2 separate regions of the Homo sapiens genome follow, and region 1 is linked to region 2. The links are chromatin loops, found by intact Hi-C in ENCODE. Cell type or tissue: prostate gland. All regions are shown on one strand. Each heading gives the region's core, and the rest is flanking DNA. Links, peaks and the distances in the headings are about the cores only.

What was found. A loop is a pair of places that touch in the nucleus more often than their neighbours do. Peaks named below come from ENCODE experiments on the same cell type or tissue, not always from the same donor. Only the 100,000 strongest peaks of a DNase experiment are listed, where the experiment ranks them.
Region 1: it touches region 2 in a loop (9-fold over the local background); 1 of 110 quality-filtered maps calls a loop at or near these places.

The regions. Positions count from the first base shown.
Region 1 is chr22:46,730,368-46,733,173 of GRCh38, forward strand. The region is part of intron 1 of CERK (ceramide kinase); the gene reads right to left. Among named protein-coding and RNA genes, the nearest start is that of CERK, 6.5 kb to the right of the region's middle. In prostate gland, for the core only: no CTCF peak of the experiment used is centred there; a DNase peak (open chromatin) is centred at 1,164; H3K27ac peaks cover 698 bases.
Region 2 is chr22:46,648,190-46,650,995 of GRCh38, forward strand. All of the region lies in intron 3 of GRAMD4 (GRAM domain containing 4), which reads left to right. Among named protein-coding and RNA genes, the nearest start is that of GRAMD4, 29 kb to the left of the region's middle. In prostate gland, for the core only: no CTCF peak of the experiment used is centred there; a DNase peak (open chromatin) is centred at 1,412; H3K27ac peaks cover 1,687 bases.

The sequences.
Region 1 (2,806 bases), core at 76-2,575, 82 kb after region 2:
TCGAGATCACACCATTACACTCCAGTCTGGGTAACAGAGTGACAGTCTATCTCAAAAAAAAAAGAAGTTTTCAGGAAAGAAATGGAAACTATTGGAACCAAAAGGAAAAATTTAAAACTGGAAAGTACAGTATCTGAAATTTAAAAATCACCAGATAGGCTTAGCAGCAGAATGAATTAGATAGAGGAATAGTGAAGTTGAAAATAGGTCAGCAGAAAGAATCTATTCTAAAGAGCAGAGAGAAAGAAATTGTTTTAATGCACAAGCACCTTCTGCTTCTGGGAGGATGGATTAGCTGTGCTTTTCCTACTCCTCCTATTAAGTGAAGCCCTGGACGTCACACATGAAACAAATATAAGAAGACTCTGACAGGCAGAGAAAAGGCAGCTGTTCAGGGCCTGGGATCTGAGAAAGACACACGGCATCCCCCTGGGGGTTTCCTTTGCCTCGTCTATCTTGGATTTGGAACTGGAGCAGCCTGAAACCTGGAAATGCCAACAGGTACAAACGCAGAGCCCCAGTGAAAGCCAACTCAGTCTAGCCAGGGAAGGGGCAGCTTTGCAAGACAGAAAACTTTGAGACAATAACAACCTACCCCAGAAAAAAACGGGCCCAGCCCTCCAACCAAGCCCAAGTGGCCAACTAGCAGCTTAGACTTCCACCCTTGAGAGGCTGTGAGCAGGCACCCCACAACCTCTGCCAGGGCTGTACAGGGGAGGCCACGCAGGAAGCTGGAACCCCCATCAGCGCCAGCTGGTAAAAAGCCTCATGCCCACTAGGCATTGGTGGAGACAAAGGGGCAGCCCAGCCCGGGCCCCCACCCTGCACTGGCGAGGTGCCCCTTCCTCCTTGCTGGAGTGGAGTAAGAGGAGGCCTGGTGGGGAGACAGGGCTTTCACTGCCACTGAGCTGCAAGGTGCCCACACTCCACCCACGTGCTGTTAGGGGAGTGCATGTGGGGAGCGGCAAGGAAGCACCTCCACCCCCCGCCAAGGTGGCCTTAGCAGAGGCCTGGCGGGAGCTGTACCCCCCACCCACCCGGCAATGACAAGCAGCCCCTGACTCCGCTGCCAACAAGGCTGAGGGGAACCTGGGCTTCCACCCCCACCTGGCAGTACCAGCGCCGTTCCCTGCTGGAGCAGTGCCAGAGAAACCAGCTAAACAGAAGGTGTAAACGCTGCCCAGTCTTGGAACATACTGCAAAATAACCAGTGCTAGGTGAGTCTGGGAAGGAGGGCTGGGCCTTGGTGAGGCTGAGGATAGAGGAAAACATGTCAGGCAGGGAGGGCAGAGGGCACCTGGGGAGGCACAGGGCATGCGGGAGATAATGACGGCTGGGCTGGTGAGCACGTGTGCCCCGGGAGCAGGTGGGGGCAGGGCCAGATCGGGGGAGGTCAGGAATGCAAGCCAGGCCACAGGCACGCATGGGCGAGCAGTGCCTGGAAGAACTTTGTAGCAGGGCAGGGTGTCTAAACATCAATGGGGCACACAGGCTGGCTGTCAGGACGGGCCAACGGCACTGGAGAAGGGATTAGTGACCCTCAGGGTGCTCTCTAAACTTCCAATCCCCATCATCCAGGGTTCAGCCGCCGGGGTGCTCCCTAAAGAAATTCAAAAGGCAGCAGGAGGGGTCGGGAGGGGAAGACCGGGGCCAGCTGGAGGCAGAAGTCATCTGACCCAGTCTGTGGCAAAAAGGGGACCAAGGTCAGCGAGAAAGGAGAGAAGAGGTATGGGATCCGGACAGCCGAATCGAGAACCCAGCAGACGTGTGGGATCCGGACAGCCGAATCGAGAACCCAGCAGGCGGTGAGGGTGGGCCACTGGCCTAGGAGAGAGGCCGAGTAGCTGGAGCTTGTATGCGGGTGACAGGCTGGCTGTCTCCAGGACAGAGGAGAACTCGTGCCTGGAAGTCCACGCTGGGCTAATCGCTGAAGCCATTAAGTTGAGATGCATCCTGGACCAGCTACAGGTTCCTGAGATAACCCTCAAAAGGCAGGACTCAGCTGCATTTCTCATAGAAAACGCTGTTATGCAAAAATCTAGACTGTTAGAGAAGAAAAATAAATTGGGTGGGGGGGACGGGAAGTAAAACACATTAGGAGTTTCTTAAACACACAGAAAGTGTATCTTCTCGAGTATGAAAGTTTCTTAAATACTGGTGGTTTAATTTCTCTGGGATAGATAATCAAAAATGGAATTGTTGGGTCAAAGGATATCACTTTTTTTTTTTTTTTTTACAGTTTGAAAACACTGCCAGATTACTTTCCAAAAACACCCTAGCAGTTCCCACTTCCCATTCACCGGGTCTGCCAGCCCAGAAGCGTCCTGAAACTTCCCCAGCACAGAGCTGTGCTTTCGCCCTTCCCCATCCCTTGCTGGTTGAGAGCAGCATCTCATCATTGCCTTGGGTCAGTATCTACTCAGACGCTCAGCATCCACTTCCGAATGTTTTCTTCCGTGAATCGCCTACTTATATCCATTGCCATTTGTCTAATGGATTGTCTGCCTTTTTTCCTATCAATTTTTATGTAAGTTTAAAATGTTCAAAAAATGTTAACCTGGCCAGGCGCGGTGGCTCACGCCTGTAATCCCAGCACTTAAGGAGGCCAAAGAGGGAGGATCACGAGGTCAGGAGATTGAGACCATCCTGGCTAACACAGTGAAACCCCATCTCTTCTAAAAATACAAAAAATTAGCCGGGTGCAATGGTGGGTGCCTGTAGTCCCAGCTACTCGGGAGGCTGAGGCAGGTGAATGGTGTGAACCCGGGAGGCGGAGCTTGCAGTGAGCTGAGATCACGCCACTGCA
Region 2 (2,806 bases), core at 141-2,640:
ACATGTAGATGGATGGATGGGTGGGTGGATGGATGGATGGATCAGTGAGTAGGCAAACGAATAGGTAGATTAGGTAAATGGATGGGTAAATGTTGGGTGGATGGATGGGTTGATGAACAGACAAGTGAGTGGATGGATGGATGGATGGATGGATGGATGGATGGATGGATGAATGGGTGAGTGGATGGATAGATGGGTGGGTGAATGGCAGAGGGATGGGTAGATGGATGGGTGAATGGGTGGATGGATGGATGGATGGATGGATGAGTGGATGGATGGATGGATGGGTGAGTGGATGGATGGATGAATGGATGGATGGGTGAGTAGATAGACAGATGGGTGGGTGAATGGGAGAAGGGATGGTTAGATGGGTGGGTGAGTGGATGTGTGGATGGATGGACATGTGGGTGGATAGATGGATGGATGATTGGATAGATGGATGCATCAATGAGAAGGCAAACGAATGGGTAGATTTGGTAATGGGTGGGTAAATGATTGATGGATGGATGCATGGATGGATGGATGGATGGATGGATGCATGGATGGATGGATGGATGCATGGATGGATGGATGGATGCATGGATGGATGGATGGATGGATGGATGGATGGATGCATGGATGGATGGATGGATGGATGGATGGATGGATGGATGGATGCATGGATGGATGGATGCATGGATGGATGGATGGATGGATGGATGGATGGATGCATGGATGGATGGATGGATGGATGGATGGATGGATGCATGGATGGATGGATGGATGGATGGATGGATGGATGGATGGATGGATGGATAGGTAGACAAATGAACCAATAGGCTGTTTCCTCCACCAGGCATACTCTTTTGCATATACTTTAAGGCCTTACTGGCCACCTTCCAGAGCTCCAGATGCACCACCTTGCTCCCATTCTGTCTGGTGTTTGGTCCCAGATGCAGTTTTATCTGTGCCACCTTTGCTTCCTAGTGCTTTGGGGCCTAGAGTCACCAGCTGGAACTGGAGTTGGGGAGTGTCCCTGATTGCCCCTAGCCCACACTCAGCAGGGAGCAGGTGCTTGGCAGAGAGCCTGTTGCTGTGGGAAGGGACTGGGGGCCTGGAGGGCTTGGCTGCTGGGTGCCAAGCGCTTGGTTGGAAAGGGAGGTTGTGGGGGCGAGGGATGGCACGTGCTGTCGAGCACACGACTCTCCTGGCTCCGTGCTGGGCCGGAGCCCCAGAGTCCAGCCCACAGGCTGTCAGATGCCGCGTGCCTCTCACAGGGAGAGGCAGGCGTCGGTTTCTGAAAACCAGCTGCTCTGGGTGAAAACCCTGGCTGGGATCCTAGTTCTTCTTATTTGACGTGGTAAAAATGTCAGTACATTATCTGTCCACCTTAGATCCTGCATTGGTGTCCTGAAATGTACCTAAAACGGTGGTTGGCCAGCTATGTGCTCAGCAGCCTTCAACATTAGGATGTGACGCACTTGGAAGCTTGCTCCTTCCTGGTTATCAGCCAAGACAGTGTTGACAGTTGATCGTTCAGTAAACATTATCTCTGCACATAGCGGTAAATGACACCGCAATAAATAAATGTTAGGGAGAAAATGCAGGCAAAACTTCACAATAAAAGCGAGGCATTTCTTGGAATTCTCTGTTTTCCCTGAGCAGGGAGGGCCACGGGAGGAAGGGGTTAAAAGGGCTGCCTCTGTGCTGGTGGCTGTAGATGAAGCCGTACTCTGGGCTCTGCAGTGTAACTTGCAGCCTGGTGATTCGATGGAGGGAGTGCCTGTCTTCTAGAAAGTTCCTGTGGTGATGGCAGGAGGGCTGAATTGGGCTGGGAGAGTTCAGGTGAGAGTCCGGGGGAGGTGGCCAGGTGGGGCCTCTGGGTGTGCGGGCCTCCGGGGATGCGGGACTCCGCCAGGCCAGGAGCAGCTTTTTGGGTGGATTCTGAGTTCGCGCCCCTGGCCTGGTGGGAAGGAGTTTTATTTAAAGATTATCACTTGATTTTTATTTTTGGGTGAGGCTGGGCCTGTTGAATCAGTCGTGTGCCAAGAGGACTCCTGCCTGAGAGATCTACTTTTACAGGTTTAAAAATAGCCGCAGAACTGCTTTCCTTCCTCCCAGTAACTTCCCTGTGCGCTGAGTGTCGAGGCTGGGTGGAGGGCTGCGTGTCGAGGCTGGGTGGAGGGCTGCGTGTCGAGGCTGGGTGGAGGGCTGGGCGTCGAGGCTGGGAGGAGGGCTGAGCATTGAGGCTGGGTGGAGGGCTGAGCATTGAGGCTGGGTGGACGGCTGGGCCTCAGCCCCACAGTCTGGGCCTGTGTAGGCCTGAGCCGATGCATCTCCTTTGCCTCCCCTCAAATCAGCGTGGCCGTTCACTCATCAGAGAACGTTCTGGGGGTTGCCCCGGAGTGACCAGTGAGGTGGTTGTCCCTGCCCTTCTCCTCGCAGATGCTGGGGAGGCGTGAAGGCTGGAGCAGGTGGGTGCACAACCAGCCTGGCTGTCCCAGGGCTTCCTTTAGCCTCTGTGGGGGCGATTTCTATGTGCCATGTGTCGCCACGCCAGGCTCTTGTCCTGTCCCGGGGGCTCCTAGTCTGTGGCTGATTCTGCTTCATTCCTTGGAGAGTGGTGGCTGGTGCTGACTGGAAGTGGGTGGGGCTGCCTGCAGGACCAGAGTCACTCTTCCTTGTGAGCGTCCCTAAACCTTGCGCTAGAGCTTGACCCCTGACTGCAAGACGCCTGTGGGTCTGAGGGTCCCTCTGGGCACGCAGAGTGTCCCCTGGGCTTCCTTCCATCTTCCCCTCTCCTCGACATATTTTTCTGCCCAGTGGC